Regions from separate parts of the Homo sapiens genome. Here region 2 is linked to region 1. Evidence: read pairs that join two places in POLR2A ChIA-PET (ENCODE). Cell type or tissue: MCF 10A. All regions are shown on one strand. Each heading gives the region's core, and the rest is flanking DNA. Links, peaks and the distances in the headings are about the cores only.

Region 1 (10,500 bases), core at 4,280-6,779:
ACCCAAACTTAAAAGGAAACTCTTAAAAACGCCCAGAGTAAAGACATGTTACCTGCAGAGGAACAGAGATAAGGATGACATCACAGTTCTCGTTGTAAACAATACAAGCCAGAAGACAGTGGAGAATCGTTTAAGGAAACTGTCAACTAAAGAATTCTTCACCCCCAGACGTTGCACTGAGACAGAAGTAAAATAATGTCCTGGATTACTTGAGCAAATCCCAGCTATCAAATTATTTTATCTGTAAATACTTCAATATGTATCTCTACAGAATAAAGATTCTTTTTTTCTTTTCTGGAGACAGAGTCTCATTCTGTTGCCCATGCAGGCTAGAGTGTAGTGGTGTGATTACAACTCACTATAGCCTCAACCTCCCAGACTCAAAGTGATTCACCTCAGCCTCCCTGGTAGCTGAGGCTGCAGGCACGCACCACTACATCTGGCTGATTAAAAAATTTTCTTGTAGAGATGGGGTCTCACTATGTTGCCCAGGCTGGTCTCAAACTCCTGGCCTCAAGCAATCCTCCTGCCTTGGCTTCCCAAAGTGCTGGCATTACAGGAGTGAGCCACTGTGCCCAGTCCCGGATAAAGATTTTTAAACTTAAAAATCATCAAAGAGCGCAGTCAGCTTTTCACCTCAAATTTTAGCAGTCTTCCATGGTCCCTTCCTAGATCCATTACTTTTATAGGAGTTACGGGGATCATTTCTTCTGCTTTTATTAGCTGGAAGGTCATTCAGAATAGTGTTATCATACTTTAAAAAGTTAGTTTTTTAATATTAAGCATCTAGTCAACATTCAGATTTTCTACATTGTCACAAAATCTTATGTTTGTTTCTTAGAGTCAGAAACTAAGTCATACATTGTATTTGGTGCTGTCTCTTAACTGTTTTAAAAAATTTTTATTAATAATTGGTGAAAAAATTTTTCCTCTTACTCATTTTTAAGTGTACAGTTCAGTAGTGTTAACAATATTCACATTGTTATATAACATATATCTAGAACTTTTTCATCTTGCAGAATTGAAATTCTATGCCACATTAAACAAGTATTCCTCATTTCTCCTTTCCCAGCTTCTGATAACTGGCATTCTACTTTCTGTTTCCATGATTTTGATTTCTCTAGATATCTCATATAAGTAGACTCGTACAATATTTGTCCTCTTGTAACTGACTTATTTCACTCAGCATAATGACTTCAAGGTTCATCTGTATTGTAGCTTGTGACAGGATCCCTTTTTCTTTAAGGCTGAATAATATTCCATTGTATGTATTACCACATTTTCCTTATTCATCTGTTGATGGACATTTGGGCTGCTTCCACCTCCTGGCCCATGTGAATAATGCTGCAATGAGCATGAGAGTGCAAATATCTCTTTTGATATTCTGTTTTGAATTCTTTTGGACATATACACGTAAGTGGGATGTCTAGATCATAATGATAATTTCATTTTTAATATTTCAAGAGCCTCCCTACTGTTTTTCATAGTGGGTACACGTTTTATTTTATGGTAGTTTTGATTTCCATTTGTCTAATGATAAGTGATGTTGAGCATCTTTTCATATGCTTGTTGGCATTTGTATGTCTTTGGAGAAATGTCTGGTGTTTTGCCTATTTTTTAATTTGGTTACTTGACTAATCCTTACATTCTGGTTTTGTCAGCCTGATCTGTCATTATAAAGAGGCCCGACAGCTTTTTACCTCAAGTTTTAGCAGTCTTTGATGGTCCCTGCCTAGATCCATTACTTTTATAGAGGTTACAGTGATCATTCCTTCTGCTTTTATTCGCTGGAAGGTCACTCAAAAGAAGACCTTTCCCTTAGCTACAGTTCACACAGGACAGAGAAATGCTTGATTCTCTTCCTGTATTTGTTTTCAGAATAATGAGTTGGTTTCTTAGCATCCTCCAAAGGGATGAAATAGTGTGTGCTTTAATATCATTAAGAATGTACAGAATTGTAATCCCAGCACTTTGGGAGGCTGAGGCGGGCGGATCACGAGGTCAGGAGATCAAGACCATCCTGGCTAACATTGGTGAAACCCCGACTCTACTAAAAATATAAAAAATTAGCCGGGCGTGGTGGCGGTGCCTGTAGTCCCAGCTACTTGGGAGGCTGAGGCAGGAGAATGGCGTGAACCTGGGAGGTGGAGCTTGCAGTGAGCTGAGATCGCGCCACTGCACTCCAGCCTGGGCGACAGAGCGAGACTCCGTCTCAAAAAAAAAAAAGAATGCACAGACTTTAACATAGATACTTTCAAAAATAGGTTTATGACAGTCTGGTTGACAGTCTGTGAAAACCATCACCATAGTTAAGTTGTGAACATATTCATCTCACCCAGAGGTTTCCTAGTGCACCTTTTTAGTACATTTTTCTCTACCTCTTTCCTCTGATCTATTTTCTGTTACTACTGATTAGTTACCATAAATGGAATTATGCAACGTGTATTCTTTTTCTTTCTAGTTTCACACAGTTTAATCATTTTGGTATTCACTTATTGTTTTGTGTATGAATTGTTCATTCCATTTTATAATTGAATAGTATTCTTTTGTATGGATAAACAACAACTGGTTTATCCATTCACTTGTTGATGGAAATTTGGATTATTTCCAGTTTTTGGTGATTACAAATAAAATTGTTAGGAACACTCGTGGACAGCTTTTTGTGTGGATATAACTTTTCTTTTCCCTCAGGTAAGTGTCTAGAAGTGATATGGCTGGGTTGTATAGCTGGTGTATACTTAGGAGCTGTCAACTGTTTGCCAAAATAGGTTGTACTATTTTACCTTCCCATGAGCAGTGTACAAGAGTTTGAGTTGCTGCACATCATTGTTAACATTTGGTATGGTCAGTCTTTTCTATTTCAGCTATTCTGAGGAGTATGTAGAAGTACTCCATGATGGTTTCAGTTTTCATTCACCTAATAAATAAAGTTGTAAGCATCTTTTCTTTTTTAAAAAAGTTTATTTTTAATTGGCAAATAATAATTATGTATATTTATCATCTTATATACTTCTTTGTGGTGCGAACATTTAATATTCACTCTTTCAGCAATTTTGACTTATGTAATACATTATTATTAACTGTAGTCACTATGCTATACGATAGATCACCAGTGAGCATCTTTTCATCGGCTTATTTGCTGTGTATCTACTTTAGTGAAGTCTGTTAAAAAAAAAATTCCTTTCCAGTTAAATTTTTTAACTGAGTCGATTGTCTTCTAGATATGTCTTTTGCTAGATACGTGTTTTACACATATTTTCTCCCAGTCAGTGGCTTGCCTTTTCATTTACAAAAGTAACATTTTAAAGAACAAGCATGTATATCTGATGTGAGGTACATGTTAAGGGTTCTTTTTTTTTTTTTTGGCATATGGCTATCCAGTCGTTCAGGTGCCATTTATTGTAAAGATTATTTCCCCCATTGAATTTCCTTGGAAACACTTACCGTTGACCATATCTGTATAGGTCTGTTTCTGGACCTCTACTTTGTTCTATTGGTCTATTTATCTAGCTTAAATACCATGCTGGCTGGTAACTGTAGCCTTAAGATTAGTTTCAAATCAGGTAGTGTTAGAGCTCCAACTTTTTCTTTTTCAAAATTGTTTTGGTCTGGGTGCAGTGACTCATGCCTGTAATCTCAGCACTTTGGGAGGCCGAGGCGGGAAGATTGCTTAAGCACAGGAGTTTGAGACCAGCCTGGGTAAGGTGGCGAGACACCATCTCTACAGAAAGAACAAAACAACAACAACAGCAACAACAACAAAACTAATTAGCATGCACCTATAGTCCCAGATACTCAAGAGGCCGAGGTAGAAGGATTGCTTGAGCCCAGAAATTCGAGGCAGCAATGAGGTATGATTGTGCCCCTGCACTCCAGCCTGGGCGTCAAAGCGAGATCTCATCCCTTAAAAAAAGTAAAACGTTGTTTTGGTTATTGTAGGTCCTTCACATTTATATGAACTTTAGAATCAGCTATTCAGTTTGTACATGAAAGCCTGCTGGGAATTTGATTGGGATTATGTTGAATCTATAAATCAGTTTGGAGAATTGATACTGTTAACAATCTTGAGTCCTCTGACCCATGAGCACAGTATCTTCATTTATTTATGTCATCTTTCTTTCTTCCTTTCCTTTGCTTTCCTTTATTTTATTTATTTTTTTTATTATTATTTTTTTTTGAGACGGAGTCTCACTCTGTCTCCCAGGCTGGAGTGCAGTGGTGTGATCTCAGCTCACTGCAACTTCTGCTTCCCTTGCTCAAACAATTCTGCTTCAGCCTCTCAAGCAGCTGGGATTATAGGCGCCCACCACCATGCCAGCTAATTTTTGAATTTTTAGTAGAGATGAGGTTTCACCATATTGGCCAGGCTGGTCTTAGGTGATCTGCCTGCCTCGGCCTCCCAAAGTGCTGGAATTACAGGCGTGAGCCACTGTGCCCGGTCATGTTTATTTTTTATAATTGAGATTTTATTGGTTGTGTTGAGGATTAGTATACAGACATTTCAGTTTGTACACAGTTCTTATGTACTAAAAATCTAAAAAGCTGTGTATTGTAATTCTTTTTTAAACAGTTATTCCAGTGAGTTTCCAGCTTAAAATCTGGAGGCAAATTTTTAAGAGGCTGTCCAGTACCAGTATCTTAAAATGTTAAGTTACTGCATACATCCCACCAATTCACAGTTTAATAGCATATATACTACATATTCAAATTTTCAATCTTTTGCAGTACATTAACAAAGTTATTAGGAAAACAGCACTACCATGACTGAAGATTTTACAGAGTATGCACAATTCTGATAGGGAGAGCCATGATCAAGGAGTGGTTTTCTTTAGGAAACAATTCTGCTAAAAAATAACATAGGAATAGAAGTAATTTAAAATATTCAAGACATTAAATGCAGGACTGTGATTCCATATTGCCATTTTGTATACTTTGTATTGTAGGATATAAAAACTAATCCCTCATCTATGGAATGTCAGAGCCTCCCATAATTCAGTATCCCACACTATTTTCTGGTTGTACCAAAAAATAAACAACCAGCAAATGATTTCACCTCTTAAGAAAAGCATTTACACTTAAAAAATGGGATGAGGTGGGATTCCCTCCTTTTAAAAATGTTTCTAGAGCTACTAGAAAACTTATATTTACAAAATAGTTTATGAAAATATTCCTCTAGGCTGGGCACGGTGGCTCACACCTGTAATCCCAGCACTTTGGGAGGCTGAGGCGGGTGGATCAGCTGAGGTCAGGAGTTCAAGACCAGCCTGGCCAATATGTTGAAGCCCCGTTTCTACTAAAAATACAAAAATTAGCCAGGTGTGGTAGTGGGCGCCTGTAATCCCAGCTACTTGTGAGGCTGAAGCAGAAGGATTGCTTGAACCTGGGAGGTGGAGGTTGTAGTGAGCCTAGACCATACCGTTGTACTCCAGCCTCGGCAACAAGAGTGAAACTCCAATTTAAAAAAAACAAAACAAAACAACAACAATGAAAAAACCAGAAAATTCCTGTGGATAGTACAAGAAGGGAAACAGGAATGACTCATAAGACAAGGTATGTGATATTAATCACACTTGGCTTTTTTTTCCTCTGGCTTTCTCAGTTTAGTTTCTCTGTTTTCTGTAGGTAGGTAAATCTTTAGTTTCTTGGTTTGCCACTGCGATGTATTTTCTCTGCTTTCCTTTTCACTTTTGTTTTGTCTGAAGATGTATCCTTTCCTGCTGCCTTTTTTGGTTTCCTGTCCACTTTTGTAGGAGCAGAGTTAGCTGAGAACTGTGCTGGGTCTCCACCTGGGCTCTTCCTTCACTATCCCTTCAGCTGAGCTGACCTTCCTTCCTCTTTGATATTTTGGTGGTGGAGAGGCGCGAGAGCCTTGGTGAAGCTAGGCTGCCTAGCTATTGCTGTCCTGTCCCGTCCCATCCCGTCCCATCCCGTCCTCCCCAGTCTCTACCAGCTACTGAGACCTGCTGCGGGGGTTAGGTCATCTTTACATTCTCTTAGCAATTTGTAGTTTTTGGTGTATAGGTCTTACAGATTTTTATCTTTTGTCAGATTTTTCCCTAAGTATTTCATTTTTATTGATGCTGTTGTAATTGTTATTTTTTAGATTTCAGTTGTTCATTGTTAATATGTAGAAATGCAATTTAATTTTGTATATTGATCTCCTAAAGCTTGCTGAACTCACTTGTTAGTTCTAGTCCCTTTGTTATAGATTCCATTGGGTTTTTTACATAGGCAATCATGTCATCTACAGATAAAAGTTTCCTTATTTTCCATTCTTATCTGGATGACTTTTATTTCTTTAACTTGTTTGGTTGTACTGACTAGAACTTAATGGTGCAGTGTTGAATGAAAATAATAAAAACAGACCTATCTGTTTTATTTCTGACCTTAGATGAAAAGTAGTGGGTCTTTCATTACCTGTGATGTTAATGACAGGTTTTTCATATATAGTCATGTACTATATAACTATGTTTCCATCAGCTATGGAGCACATATATGATGTGGTCCCATAAGATTATAATTACCATATTTTTACTGTACCTTTTCTATGTTTTGATATGCAAATTTTTACCTTTGGGTTAAAATCGCCTCCAGTGTTCAGTACAGTAACGTGCTGTACAAGTTTGTAGCCTAGGAGCAATAGGGCATATCATATCGCCTAGGCGTGTAGTAGCTATTCCATCTAGGTTTGTGTAACTACAATCTGTGATGTTCACATGATGATGAAGTCGTGTGATGTATTTCTCAGACTCTTGTTAAGTGATGCATGTGTGTATTTTATGAGATTAAGGAAGTTCTCTCTCTTTTTAAAAAGTTTTTATTTCTATGTATGTTCTTATACAGTATGCTAAAGAAAAACTTTTTTAGGAGAGTTTCTTTAAAACCTTAAAAAAAAATTTCATTGAGCCCAAAATGTCATATGACGTTAAGGAAGTTCTCTTCTGTTCCTAGTTGAATAGATATATAAATGTTTAGAGTTCTTACATCTTCTTGATGAATTGACTCCTTGATCATTATGAAATTACCTACTTTCTGATATATTATTTATCTTGAACCAACTTGTCTGACATTACAATACAGTCACTCCAGCTTTCTGTTAGCTAGCATTGGCTTTAAAACAGTTTCATTGAGATATAATTCACACGCTGTACAATTCACCCACTTGAAGTGTGTAATTCAGTGGTTTTTAGTATATTCATAGAGTTCCAGTACTTCACCACAACCAATTTTAGAACATTTTAGTCACCCGCTAAAAAACCCCTTATGCCCATTAGCAGTCACTCTCCATTCCCTCTGCTCCCCGCTTAGGACCCCTCAACCCTTATCTACTTTCTGTCTCTATAGATTTGCCTATTCTGGACATTTCATATAAGTGGAATCATACAGTATATGTGGTCTTTTGTGATTGGTTTCTTTAACTTAGTAGAGTGTGTTAAAGATTGATCCATGTTGTAACATGTATTGGTACTTCATTCCCTTTTCTCACTAAATATTCCATTGTGCAGATATACCACTTTTTGTTTATTGACTCAGTTGTTGGACATTTGGATTAACTTTTTTACTATTGTGAATAATGCTTCTGTGAACACATACAAGTTTTTGTGTGGATGTATGTTTTTATTTCTATGTATGTACTATACGGTATGCTAAGTACGGCACTTAGTACAGTATACTGAGAGTGGAATTGCTGGGTTATGTGGTAAATCTACATTTAATATTTTGTGGAACTGCCAACCTGTTTTCTACAAAAGCTGTACCATTTTACATTTTTATTAGCAATGTTTGAAGGCTTCAGTTTCTCCACCTTCTTGGAACACTTGTTATCTTTTTTGAGGCAGGGTCTCCCTCTATTGCCTAGGCTGGAGTGCAGTGGTGCCATTATGGTTCACTGCAGCTTTGAGCTCCCAGGGTCAAGTGATCCTTCCACCTCATCCTCCCAAGTAGCTAGGACTACAGGCACACGCCACCATGCCTAGCTAATTTTTTATTATTTTTTGTAGACACAGAGTCTCACTGTATTGTCCAGGCTGGTCTCGAACTCCTGGCCTCAAGTGATCCTCCTGCTTCAGCCTCCCAAAGCACTAGGGTTGCAGGTGTGAGGCACTGTGCCTGGCCTCAATGGTTTTTTTAAAATACTTTTTTTTTTTTAAATGAGAAAAGTTTAAAAAAAATTGTACCACATTATTACTGTTTCCGATGGTCTTTATTCCTTTTTGTAGATCTGTATTTCATCTGGTGTTAGTTTCCTTCTATCTAAGGAACATCCTTTAACATTTTCTTATAGGACTGGTCTGTTATGATGAATTCATTCAGTTTGTATGTGTCTGAAAAAAGTTTATTTCACTATTTTTATAAAGACCTTAATTAATTTTTTTTTTTTAGCAGTTTTTGGTTCCCCTCAAAACTGAACAGATAGTACAGAGATTTCTTATATGCTCTCTGCCCCCACACATGCATAGCCTCCGGCATTGTCAGCATCCCCCATGGAGTGATACATTTGCTATAATTAATGAACCTACATTGACACATCGTCACCCAAAGTCTATAGTTTATATTAAGATTCATTCCTGGTGTTGTGCATTCTGTGGGTTTGATATCACACAGAGTAGATTCCCTGTGCTAAAATTCTGTGCTCCACCTATTTGTCCCTCCTTTCCCCAACCTCCTACAACAACTACTAATCTTTTTACTGTCTCCATAGTTTTGCCTTTTCCAGAATGTCATATAGTTGGAATCATACAATGTGTATGCCTTTTCAGATTGGCCTCTTTCACTTAATAATATGTATTATTTAATGTTCTTCCATGTCTTTCCACGGCTTCATAGCTCATTTCTTTTTAATGCTGAATAATATTCCATTGTCTGGATGCACCATAGTTTATCCATTTACCTGCTGAAAGACATCTGGATTGCTTCTGAGTTTTGACAGTTATGGATAAAACTCCTATATACATTTGTGGGAAGGATTTTGTATAGATATAAGCTTTCAGGTTTTTTTGATGAATACAAAGGAGTATTGTTGCTGATCCTATGGAAGAGTTAATTTTTGTTGTTGTTGTTGAGACAGAGTCTTGTTCTGTCGCCTAGGCTAGAGTGCAGTGGCATGATTTCGGTTCACTGCAGCCTCTGCCTCCTTGGTTCAAGTGATTCTCCTGCCTCAGCCTCCCGAGTAGCTGGGATTACAGGCGCCTACCACCACTCCCGGCTAATTTTTGTATTTTTAGTAGAGACAGGGTTTCACCATGTTGCTCAGGCTGGTCTTGAACTCCTGACCTCAGGTGATCCACCTGCCTCGGCCTCCCAAAGTGCTGGGATTACAGGCATGAGCCACTGTGCCTGGCTGAGTATGTTTAATTTTGTAACAGACTGCTAAACTGTCTTCCAAAGTGGCTGTACCATTTTGCCTTTTCTGCCGGCAATGAATATGAGTTCCTGTTCCACAGCCTTGCCAGCATTTGGTGTTAGCAGTGGTTTTGGATTTTGGCCATTCTGATAGGTAGGTAGTGGTATCTCATTTAGTTTGCGTTTCCCTGATAACATATAATATGGGTTACCTCTTCATATGCTTGTTTGCCATCTGTATATCTTCTTTAGTGAAGTGTCTATAAAGGTCTTTGGCCCATTTTTAAGTGGGTTGTTTGTTTTCCTGTTAAGTTTTTTATATATTTTGGCTACCAGTCTTTCATTAGATATTTTGCAGATATTTCTTCCCAGTCTGTGGCTTGTCTTTTCATTCTCTTGGTAGCGTCTTTCACAGAGCAGAATGTTTTAATTTTAACGAAGTTGAGCTTATCAGTTATTTCATGGATCATGCCTGTGGTGTTGTATCTAAAATATCATTACCAATCCTAGGAACTCTAGCGTTTCCCCTGTATTACCTTTTAGGAGTTTTTTAGTTCTTTTTTTTTTTTTTTTTTTTTTTTTTGAGACGAGGTTTTGCTCTTGTTGCCCAGGCTGGAGAGCAATGGCACAATCTTGGCTCATTGCAACCTCCGCCTCCTGGATTCAAGCGATTCTCCTGCCTCAGCTCCAGAGTAGCTGGGATTACAAGTGCCTTCTATCATGCCTGGCTAATTTTTTTTTTTTTTTTTTTAGATGAAGCCTCGCTGTGTAGCCGAGGCTGGAGTGCAGTGGCGCGATCTTGGCTCACTGCAACTTCCGCCTCCTGGGTCCCAGTTCAAGCAATTCTCCTGCCTCAGCCTCCTGAGTAGCTGGGATTACAGACATGTGCCAACATGTCCAGCTAATTTTTGTATTTTTAGTAGAGATGGGGTTTCCCCATGTTGTCCAGGCTGGTGGTCTTGAACTCCTGACCTGCCCACCTCAGTCTCCCCAAGTGCTGCGATTAAATTTTTGTATTAATAGAGATGGGGTTTCACCATGTTGGTCAGGCTGGTCTTGAACTCCTGACCTCAGGTGATCCACCCACCTCAGCCTCCCAAAGTGCTGGGATTACAGGTGTGAGCCAATGCGCGTGGCCTAGTTTTTTATTACATTTAG
Region 2 (9,763 bases), core at 3,360-5,859, 51 kb before region 1:
GTATTTACATCCCACAGAAAACACAGTGGCAAAAAAAAAAACATGGATAAAAAGAATACACAAGCATAAGAACCAAGATTATGATTTTCGCTTAGTTTTTGAAACAGTGAATGTAGGTATTGAAACTGACACCAGTGCCAGCTTAGGGGAACAGGATACAAAGAAACATGGATCTCCTATAAAACTTGTGGCATTATTTTGTTAGAGTGTGTGTGTGTGTGTGTGTGTGTGTGTGTGTGTGGCATTGCTTTAAATTAACTGAAATCATAAGGTGGGCCAATGCTCCCAGCTATTGACAATTTTGAGTCATATAAGTCTCTTGCTCTGCCGCACGATGGCACTTTTGGTAGTTGAGGACTAAGCATATTATTCCATAGAAGCCTTAGAGGTTCAGGCAAACCTGCCCTGTCTTAATCAGATTAAGATCTTCATTAACAAAATGGATAATTTTGAGATGAGTTATCATTATAAGGAATATCAAATATCCATCAGAACAATAATTTTATTTTTTAAATCAAAGTTAGGCATGGCCTCTCTTTTATGCCACTCTTAATCCTTCCTGGTAGGCATTTCCAACGGCAGAAGTTTGTGATCTTTGGGTCCCCAGTGCCCAGCCCAGTGCCTGACATGTAGGAGGAGCTTGGCAAATGTTTGTTGAACTCAAGTAAACTGAACTCTAATATTACACCTTATAAATATGAGCTATTGCTCCCCAAAGTTAATTTACAGTCTTCTGTTGTAGTTTCTGGGCTTTGCAACTCCTCTGCTATGGAGTTTTGTCCCTCCTACTTTCTCAGATTTACAACTTGGCTCTCTAGTGAGTTCCCCTCAATTCGTCACCTGCTTTTTGTGGTTAAATTGAGCCCATTCAATTAGATAATGAACCAGGGATTAGGTCATTTTAGTATACTTGGTCTTAAGTCAAACTAAAAGTAAACCAAGAGAAAACAAGTCTTTTTTGGTTTTCATTTGTCCACCTGTATATTTAGTCCAGTAAGGAGCTCCCTTGGACAAAAACAGGTTGAAAACAAGGATGGGAGGAAAAAAAGGAAGGAAGGAGGAAGGAAGGAAGGAAAGAAGGAAGTAAGGAAGGAAGGAGAGGGAGGGAGGGAAATGGGAGGAGGAGAAAGGAGGAAGGGAGGAAAAACAAGACATCATAGACTCTTAATCTCCAAATTTTGCTCTTCTTCATTGGGTGGTATATGAGTGATACATGTTCCAAGTATTTTGCCTTGTCACTTACAAAAAGCATTGGTGAAAGCCAGGTTTGTAATCTTAGTTCTTTACTTACTAGGTGTGTGATATGGGGCAAGTTACTTATTTGAACTTCAATTTCTTTATTTGTAAAATTGTGTTAATTATTACGTGGTGGTGCTATAATGATCAAATAAGGAAGGAAACTGAAAATTTTGAAGTGTTTTACAAATGTCATGTCATTTCCCATCATTCCTTACTTAATATTTTCTAATGCCTGTCTGTTTTTGCTGATAGGCATTGGGGCTAGAAATAAAAACATTTCCTATGAGCAACACAATTATTTCTCATCATTACAGCATTGATTGTGGAGAAGCAAGTATATATTATGCTCCTTTTACTCACATCCCCTTAGCCTCATGATTCAAATCATCCAAAGACAAATTTATTACCCCTTTATTTTATCCTGACCGCTCGTAGTATTATAGCTCTCCTCGCATGTCCTAAACACATGAGGCACACAATTTAAACTGGCTAATCCCTTCCTCTAAATTTCTAGAATTTGTTTCATTAAATTTCTTTTCTCCTCTCTCAGAGCATTGAAGTAAAGTTTTTGTGTTACTCATTTTTAGGACAGTGGACTATTCAGCAACAAAAAACCCAAGACGAAATGAAAGAAAATATCATATTTCTGAAATGTCCTGTGCCTCCAACTCAAGAGCTTCTAGATCAAAAGAAACAGTTTGAAAAATGTGGTTTGCAGGTTCTAAAGGTATACCTAACAAAGGGGAAGATTTGGCTCATTTTGTTGTTAATTAACTTGTTTCTGTAGCCAAAGGAAAAGCTCACCTGCTGATGATTCTAAGCTGGCTGCTCATGGACTTGGAATCCTAGGTCAGTAAGACTGAAAAGAGAGCAGGGCAGGGCAGGCACGAGGGATATAGTTGGAATCGGGAGGTAGGAATGACATCAGGACACACAGAAGCAAGGATTCCAGATCCAGGAAGCCCGTCTTTGAGCAAAATAAAAGAAGTGGAATAGCATTTATCACACTGTGTTATAATTGTTTACCTATTTTTCTATCTCACTAAACTATGAGCTTAAGAGGGCAGAGACTATGTCTAGGTCAGTGAATTTTTGTTAAAGGAATTTATTAGAGAAGGGGCAGGGAATTTTGAAGAACGAATCAAAATAGGAGAGGATTAGAGGGAGGAGAGACTCTTTTGCAACTTTCTATGAAAAGCGAATTGCATGCAAAGTAGTATTATGCACATAAGCTCCTTTATTTTTGAAGCAGTATAGCAGGCAATTTAAAGAGCGGTTCTCTAGCCTCTTTTTCAGTCTTTCTTTTCTATGGTTCTAGGTGGAGAAGATAGACAATGAGGTCCTTATGGCTGCCTTTCAAAGAAAGAAGAAAATGATGGAAGAAAAACTGCACAGGCAACCTGTGAGCCATAGGCTGTTTCAGCAAGTCCCATACCAGTTCTGCAATGTGGTATGCAGAGTTGGCTTTCAAAGAATGTACTCGACACCTTGCGGTAGGTGTCAATGCCTCATCATTGGGGCTACTCTGTGGAATTTGGTGAGCTGACATCAGTAGATTCTTCCACTGATAGCATTTGTTGTTGTGGGGAAGGGATCATTTGTGACTGTGATTTAGAGGTCACAAATGATGACCCAGGTCACAAAGTATTTTGGAAAGAGTGGTATTTTTTACTTTTCCTTCGTATCTTTTGTTGCTGATGCATTTTACATTGATGAAAAGTGTGAGCAGTAAGAACTACGGTTCACTGTTTTTCTCCTTTATGTGTTTCTGTGTCCTATCCGCAGAGAACACGTTGAGGCTTTTTTTTTTTTTTTTTGCCTTACTTATCTCAACAAAATTATTACCAACAGCACTGAACCGTCCTCATCCCTTAATTAAAAGGGCATTTTCCCAAATTTAAGAAAGTTGGTCTTTTCTCTTTCATCCCTTTGTTTCCTATAGCCTGCTAGTGAATGAATTAGGTATCATTTGGCAGGTGAAGTGCATAACATCTTAAGATCCTCTTCATCCATAGGAGTTCTATGTGTAACTCCCATGTCTCTTTTCAGATGTACAAAAACATTGCATATATAATTCTTATATTGCCCCCTCTACTCCTCAGTCACTAATGAAGATTTCTGGCTTTAGTTCTCTCCAAAAGAGGAAAAGAAATTTAGTAAAAATTATGGAGAGATACTTAGCGGGGTGGCTTGATTTTGCTTGGTCTATTAAATATGTGGCTCTTGATCTTTATCTTTCAACATATGTAGCATGATCCTTGCTGAGGAGTCAATTCCAATAGACTTGGTTTCTAGGATGCAAAGGCTCTAGAAATCATCTTTTCTTTGTTCTGGAGAGAACATAGGCAAAACTTGGGGTAAATGTTGAACATAGACAATTACTGGGGATAAAAATAGAGAAATGAATCCCTACCAAGAAGCCTTTTGGGGCAATCAGGAAAGTGATGATCAGTATAGTCCCTTCATTAGCAAAGTCTTAAAAAATCTATAATTTCCATTTGCTCCTAAAGCTGGCTTCTCTGCAATCCCCACCCACTACTTCTACTTAAATTACTTTCATTAAGATCATCGCTGTGCTCTTACTTTCCAAATCTAGTGAGTATTCTCTTTTCAGTCCTGTGACAGACTCTGCTACTTGCCTACCCAACATCTATACACATCTTTCTTACTAAAACATCTAAGACACCCACTATCCTCCCAAGGAATATGGTCCCAAGGTCTTAGCCAGACTCATCATCAGCTCAAGTTCAGGCAGTTCTCTCTTTATTTATTTATTTATTTTTCTGAGACGGAGTCTTGCTCTGTCACTCAGGCTGGAGTGCAGTGGCACCATCTTGGCTCACTGCAACCTCCGCCTCCGAGATTCAAACAGTTCTCCTGCCTCAGCCTCCCAGGTAGCTGGGATTACAGGCATGTGCCACCACGTGCAGTTAATTTTTGTATTTTTTTTAGTAGAGACGAGGTTTCATCATGTTGGCCAGGCTGATCTCCAGCTACTCGTGATCCGTCCACCTCAGCCTCCCAAAGTGTTGGGCTTACAGGTATGAGCCACCATGCCCAGCAGGCAGTTCTCTCTTAAAGCTTAAAGGCAAGATACTGCCCCCAACATACTCATTATATAGTGATATAAAAAGGAGCGGGAAAACTGCAATGAAAACTCTCATGTTGAAAGGGGAGAAGCAAAACACACAACAGCCACTGGCTCACACCACTTATCTACATGCTGCCGAACAGGTATAGAGAGGACTCCCTATTCCATGTTGTAAAACCTTTATTTTGCACTCTGGGAAAATCTTCCTTATATATTGTGGCCCTTGGCTATTTCCAGGTTCATTGCCTATCAGGGAGCCATGGATTTTCTCACAGGCTAGAATGTGCTCAGGCTGTTGCAACCAGGCTTGTGGTTTCTTCAGCAATACAGTTCCTTTAAAAATTCAGTGGGCACGAGGCCTAATTTCTTCTGGTTAAGTTTATGTCTTTATAACCTAACCACAGATCTTGTCTCCATATAGTCTTTCAACTCAAGATTTTGGTCTCTTACCTGCTGTCTGTGTGCTCTGCCCTTCTCCCTATCCCTTAGCTTAACAGCCACTGCCTTGAGGCAATTCAGACATGACTCATAATGTGACCTGCACCAATTGACTCATCTCTGTAGGCTAGAGAGAACTCTTAACAGAAGGTGCCAGACAAGCCCAGGAGACACCAATCTTGCTACCACTGAAGCTGTTGTTATTTGGAGTACAAAAGCTCTTAGCTTTTTCAGCCGTGCAATATTCCAAATTATAGGACTCTCAGTCAATTTAGATGGCCACCCACAGGCAAAGGAGACAGAACTTCTGTTAACAAACCTTTATTTTCTTTTTTCTATTTATGTTTGCATTCCAACCAGTTCTGAATAAATCTCTTGCTTGTAGGACTTGGTTGAGTGCAGCAAGAAGGCATCTACACATGCAGTTTCTTACTGGGTTGATTCATTTGTTCCACAGGTATTTATTAAGCACATTCTATGAATCAGGCCCTGTGCTAGGGGTACTAGAAATAGAGTGTAAATAAAAAACCATAGAGTTCTTGCCCTTACAATTTATAATCTCACGAGTTCACCTGTTGCCCATTCTTTATCTTCTCTCTTTTTTCCTCTACGATGTCCCCCTTGGTGATGGCACCTGTTCCCATGGCCTCAACTCCTACCTCAATGATGACGACTTAGGAATTTCTAACTCTTAACTCCCTACCTCTCTCCTGACCTGCAGGTTCATATGTCTCACTCTCTTTTTGACATCTTTACCCAGATGTCCCATAGGTAACTCAAATTGATCCCTTTTCTTGGTCATGATTTTCCCTAAGAAATATGCCCTTTGTTTGCTGATTCTCCCTAACCTGGTTAGTATCATCACCATCTACCTACCAGGTTTCCTAAGGCTGAAACATTATCATCCTCCATTCCTCCTTTTCCCTCACCCTTATACCCAGGCATTCACCCAGTCCTAGTGATTCACTCTCATGAAGATCTCAGCCCAGTTTCACCTCTCTATTCCTACTGCCTTAGTTAATCTTCCTTCAGACCTAGACTATTACTAGGTCCTCTCCTTGCCACAAAACACACCCCTACCTAATCTATCCTTTACCACCAGAATTATCACGCTAAAAATTACATTCTTGCTTAATATCTGTATTCCCAGTTGCCTACGGGATAAAAGCCCAAACTCCTTAGCAGAGAATATAAGGCCCTAGCTCCCACATTATTTCAGCAGTCATCACCCACTATGTTCCTCAAGACTGCAGCCATTAACTTTTTAGAGTTCCCTAAACATGCTGTTTACTTTCATGCCTCTATCCCGTTGTCTGTGGAATGACTTCCCTCCTTGCCCTTTTCAGTGCTACAAACCCCTATTCTTTAAGACATAGTACAAATGGCATCTCCTGGTTGGCATCTTTCCTGCAGGCCTACAGGCCTAGTAAGTATCTTCCTCCTCTGTGCTCCTGCATACCTCCATTCCTTTGTTATGACATCTATAACTTTAATAAGTACTAAAATCTGTAGTCCTACAAAACTCAGGCATAGAACTCATTTCCTTTATGGCTCTATAATGGAACTTTACCCAACTCTCACGTTCCCCATGACCACAGATGTGGAAAATTTGAATCTTGACAGTTCAAGGTGAACTCAGTCATTTTCAGAGTTTTCATAGTCCCTTCAAGATTGAAACTCAGTTCCTGCAATGTTTGCCCCTTTTCTCCTCTTTTGTCTATGCTGGGAGAGGCATTGTGGGGAGGGTTGTCTGGCTTATGGCTCCCATTGTCCTCTGCTTGATAAACCACCTGAGCTTTGGTCATTAGCAGTCTCCTGTGCCTTTCACACTCAGGTAGTGTCTGCACAGGCCACTCTATGTCTTTTCCATGCTGAAGAAATTCCTTTCCAGGCCATGTCTGTGTTCCTCCTGCCACACAGGAAATTTTTGAGCATGTTCATCCTCCAAGCTGAATGCAGGGTCTTGGGTAGTGGTCCTCACCTGCTCCAGAGACTTCTCCAGCCATTGCCACTCTCCACTCAGGTGATGAAGCTGGATGAGGGACTGCACCCACCAGAGTCAGGCCAGGGTCCTGTCTGCTCTGTGAGTCCCTCCAATTGTTCTTATTCCGAGATTTCCATTGTTCTGCCCCCTCTTGACTCCCAGGGCTCTCAAGGGAGTGGGGGTAGTGAAGGGAGCCCTTTCCCAAGCTCCCCCAAGAGCTCTAGTCACATCACTTCTGATACTTCTTTTCCCACCAGCTGGAAGAAAGAACTTTCATTTGTCTTGAAATGAGAAAAATGTTCTTAGAATATTTTGTATTACTCTCTGCTCTGTCATTTATGGTAAACAAAATAAAATAATAAAAAAAAACAACCCATGCTCTGAATCCTTCTGGTTTTTAGCTTTTGGTTCAAAAAGCCCTTTTCCTCTCAGAAAAGCTAACTCTGAAAGCCAGAATTTCAAGACCATACTCTCTTCTGTGAATTAAAAATAATTACATATATATATATGTACTTGTAAACACAAACATATAGATACATACAATTATATACATACAGTTATACGGGGTTTCACCATGTTGGCCAGGCTGGTCTCGAACTCCTGACCTCGTGATCCACCCGCCTCGGCCTCCCGAAGTGCTGGGATTACAGATGTGAGCCACTGCACCCAGCAGGCAGTTCTCAAAAAACTATACATATATTTATATATAGACTTTGTTCTCATCTTTATCCTTTTCGCCCTTAATAAGAAGTAGCAAGGACTCAATAGGTGGAAGAACAAAGAGCAAGAAGAAACTCCCGGGAAAGAAAATCTTTGATTTTTATCTCAAAATATTACCTTGCCACATAAATTGTACTATATTTTATCTGTTTACATGATGAGACTTCCCTTTGTGAAATGTTGAGAATAGGGATCATATCTTACTCACTTTTAAATTTCCAGAGCTGCACTGTTCAATATTGTAGCCGCTAGCTACATGCGGCTATTGAGCACTTGAAATGTGGCCGGTCTAAATTGAAAGATGCTGTAAGTATAAAATACACACCGGATTTCAAAGACCTACTACAAAAGAATGTAAAATATCTAATACTTTTCAAAATATAGATTACATGTTAAAATAACATCTTGAATGGCTTAAATAAAAATGTTAATTTCACCTTTTTTAAAAAAATGTTTTAAAATGTGGCTACTAGAGTAGCTGGGAATCCAGGTGAGTGGCACAATACCTGACTAATTTTTTTATTTTTGGTAGAGATTGGGTCTCACTGTGTTGCCCAGGCTAGTCTCAAACTCCTGACCTCCACCAATCCTCCTGCCTTGGCCTCCCAAAGTGCTGGGATTACAGACATGAGCCACTCAGCCTGGAAGTTTTAAACGACATGTGTGACTCATAGTACGTTTCTGTTGTTTAGTTCTGCTCTTGAGCCTAAAAGTGTTTGGTTACATCCCACATAAAGAAAGAGAGGGAAGAAATGAAAAAAGGAAAGGAAGGAAGGATAATATGGCATCAAAGAAGGTATAATTTTTTTCCCTCTAAGTGAGGTCAGAAAGGGCAGTGAACAGGGATTACTTCGAGATCCAGAATTTGGCCCTCAGCCTCCTGAGTGTTTTTAATACCCCAAAGAAGATAATACAGATCACAGGCAATGTGTCAGAATGGAGAGTACTCATTTCTAGTGGTGGGAATAGGGCATATCTTCCTTAGTATCACAGTCCCCAGAGTGCTTGATGGGTGGAAAGTTGCCCGGTGAGCATGGACCTAGATAACATGCACGTGGAGATTCTTCATGAGGTATTGTGCCAACCCATGGAGAGTACACAATACCCTCCTGGTGACTAGAATGCCTCTGTCCTTCCAAATCCAGGAGTGCTTTTCCTAAACAATGAAGTATGCACACTGTCATTTTATATACTCCACATTCCCCTTGACATATTTTTCTTTTTCTTTCCTTTTTTTTTTTTTTTTTTTTTGAGACAGGGCCTTGCTTTGTCACCCAGGTTGGAGTGCAGTGGCACGATCACAGCTCACTGCAACCTCAACCTCCTGAGTTCAATCAGTCCTCCCACCTCAGCCTCCTGAGTAGCTATGATTACAGGTGTGCACCACCATGCCTGGTTAATTTTTGTATTCTTTGTGGGGATAGGGTTTTGCCATGTTGCCCATACTGGGCTTAAGCGATCCACCCACTTTGGCCTCCCAAAGTGCTGGGATTACAGGTGTGTACCACCGGGCCCAGATGACATATTTTTCTTGTAATGCTGTTCATGAGGTTAGGAGGCACTCCGTCTTCTCTTATTAGATGCTATTTTCAAACCATCTTCTTGAGAGTTCTGGAAATATCCCTATTTGTAGCATGTAGAAGTCAGACAATGTTCTTTTTTTTTTTTTTTTTTGGGACGGAGTCTCGCTGTGTTGCCCAGGCTGGAGTGCAGTGGCGCAACCTCGGCTCACTGCAAGCTCCGCCTCCCGGGTTCATGCCATTCTCCTGCCTCAGCCCCCGGAGTAGCTGGGACTACAGGCGCCCCCAACTGCGCCCGGCTAATTTTTTTGTATTTTTTTTAGTAGAGACGGGGTTTCACCGTGTTAGCCAGGATGGTGTCCATCTCCTGACCTCGTGATCAGCCCGCCTCGGCCTACCAAAGTGCTGGGATTACAGGCGTGAGCCACCGCGCCCGGCCGAAGTCAGACAATGTTCTAAGGGAAACAGAACCTTCCTTTTGTTATGCTCTGTCAGCTACTTAGTTGATAATACTGACTTGAATCTAAGTTCTTTGAATCTCAGATCTTTGTCTTTTACGTGGAGTTACTACCCAAATCACAGATAATTTAATCTAATCAATGTGCAATACTTTGAAAACCATTAACTTCTCTATGAACACTAATGGTTCTTTTTTTTTTTTTTTTTTTTTTTTAAGAGTTTCGCTCTTATTGCCCAGGTTGGAGTGCAGTGGTGCGATCTTGGCTCACTACAACCTCCGACTCCTGGGTTCAAGTGATTCTCCTGCCTCAG

What was found. ChIA-PET counts read pairs that join two places held together with the same protein. Peaks named below come from ENCODE experiments on the same cell type or tissue, not always from the same donor. Only the 100,000 strongest peaks of a DNase experiment are listed, where the experiment ranks them.
Region 2: POLR2A ChIA-PET joins it to region 1 with 7 read pairs; 4 of 35 experiments call an interaction of 5 or more read pairs at or near these places.

Annotation. Positions count from the first base shown.
Region 1 is chr3:122,478,320-122,488,819 of GRCh38, reverse strand. The region is part of intron 2 of KPNA1 (karyopherin subunit alpha 1); the gene reads left to right. Among named protein-coding and RNA genes, the nearest start is that of KPNA1, 31 kb to the left of the region's middle. RefSeq lists enhancers at 5,589-5,648, 7,292-7,341. In MCF 10A, for the core only: no CTCF peak of the experiment used is centred there; a DNase peak (open chromatin) is centred at 5,519.
Region 2 is chr3:122,529,137-122,538,899 of GRCh38, reverse strand. PARP9 (poly(ADP-ribose) polymerase family member 9) reads left to right here. Exons shown (of 11, transcript NM_001146105.2): 9 at 1,827-1,966; 10 at 2,558-2,732. LOC105374071 (a long non-coding RNA gene) reads right to left here. Exons shown (of 5, transcript XR_001740869.2): 4 at 7,681-7,776. Among named protein-coding and RNA genes, the nearest start is that of KPNA1, 19 kb to the right of the region's middle. RefSeq lists a silencer at 4,724-5,018. In MCF 10A, for the core only: no CTCF peak of the experiment used is centred there; a DNase peak (open chromatin) is centred at 4,839.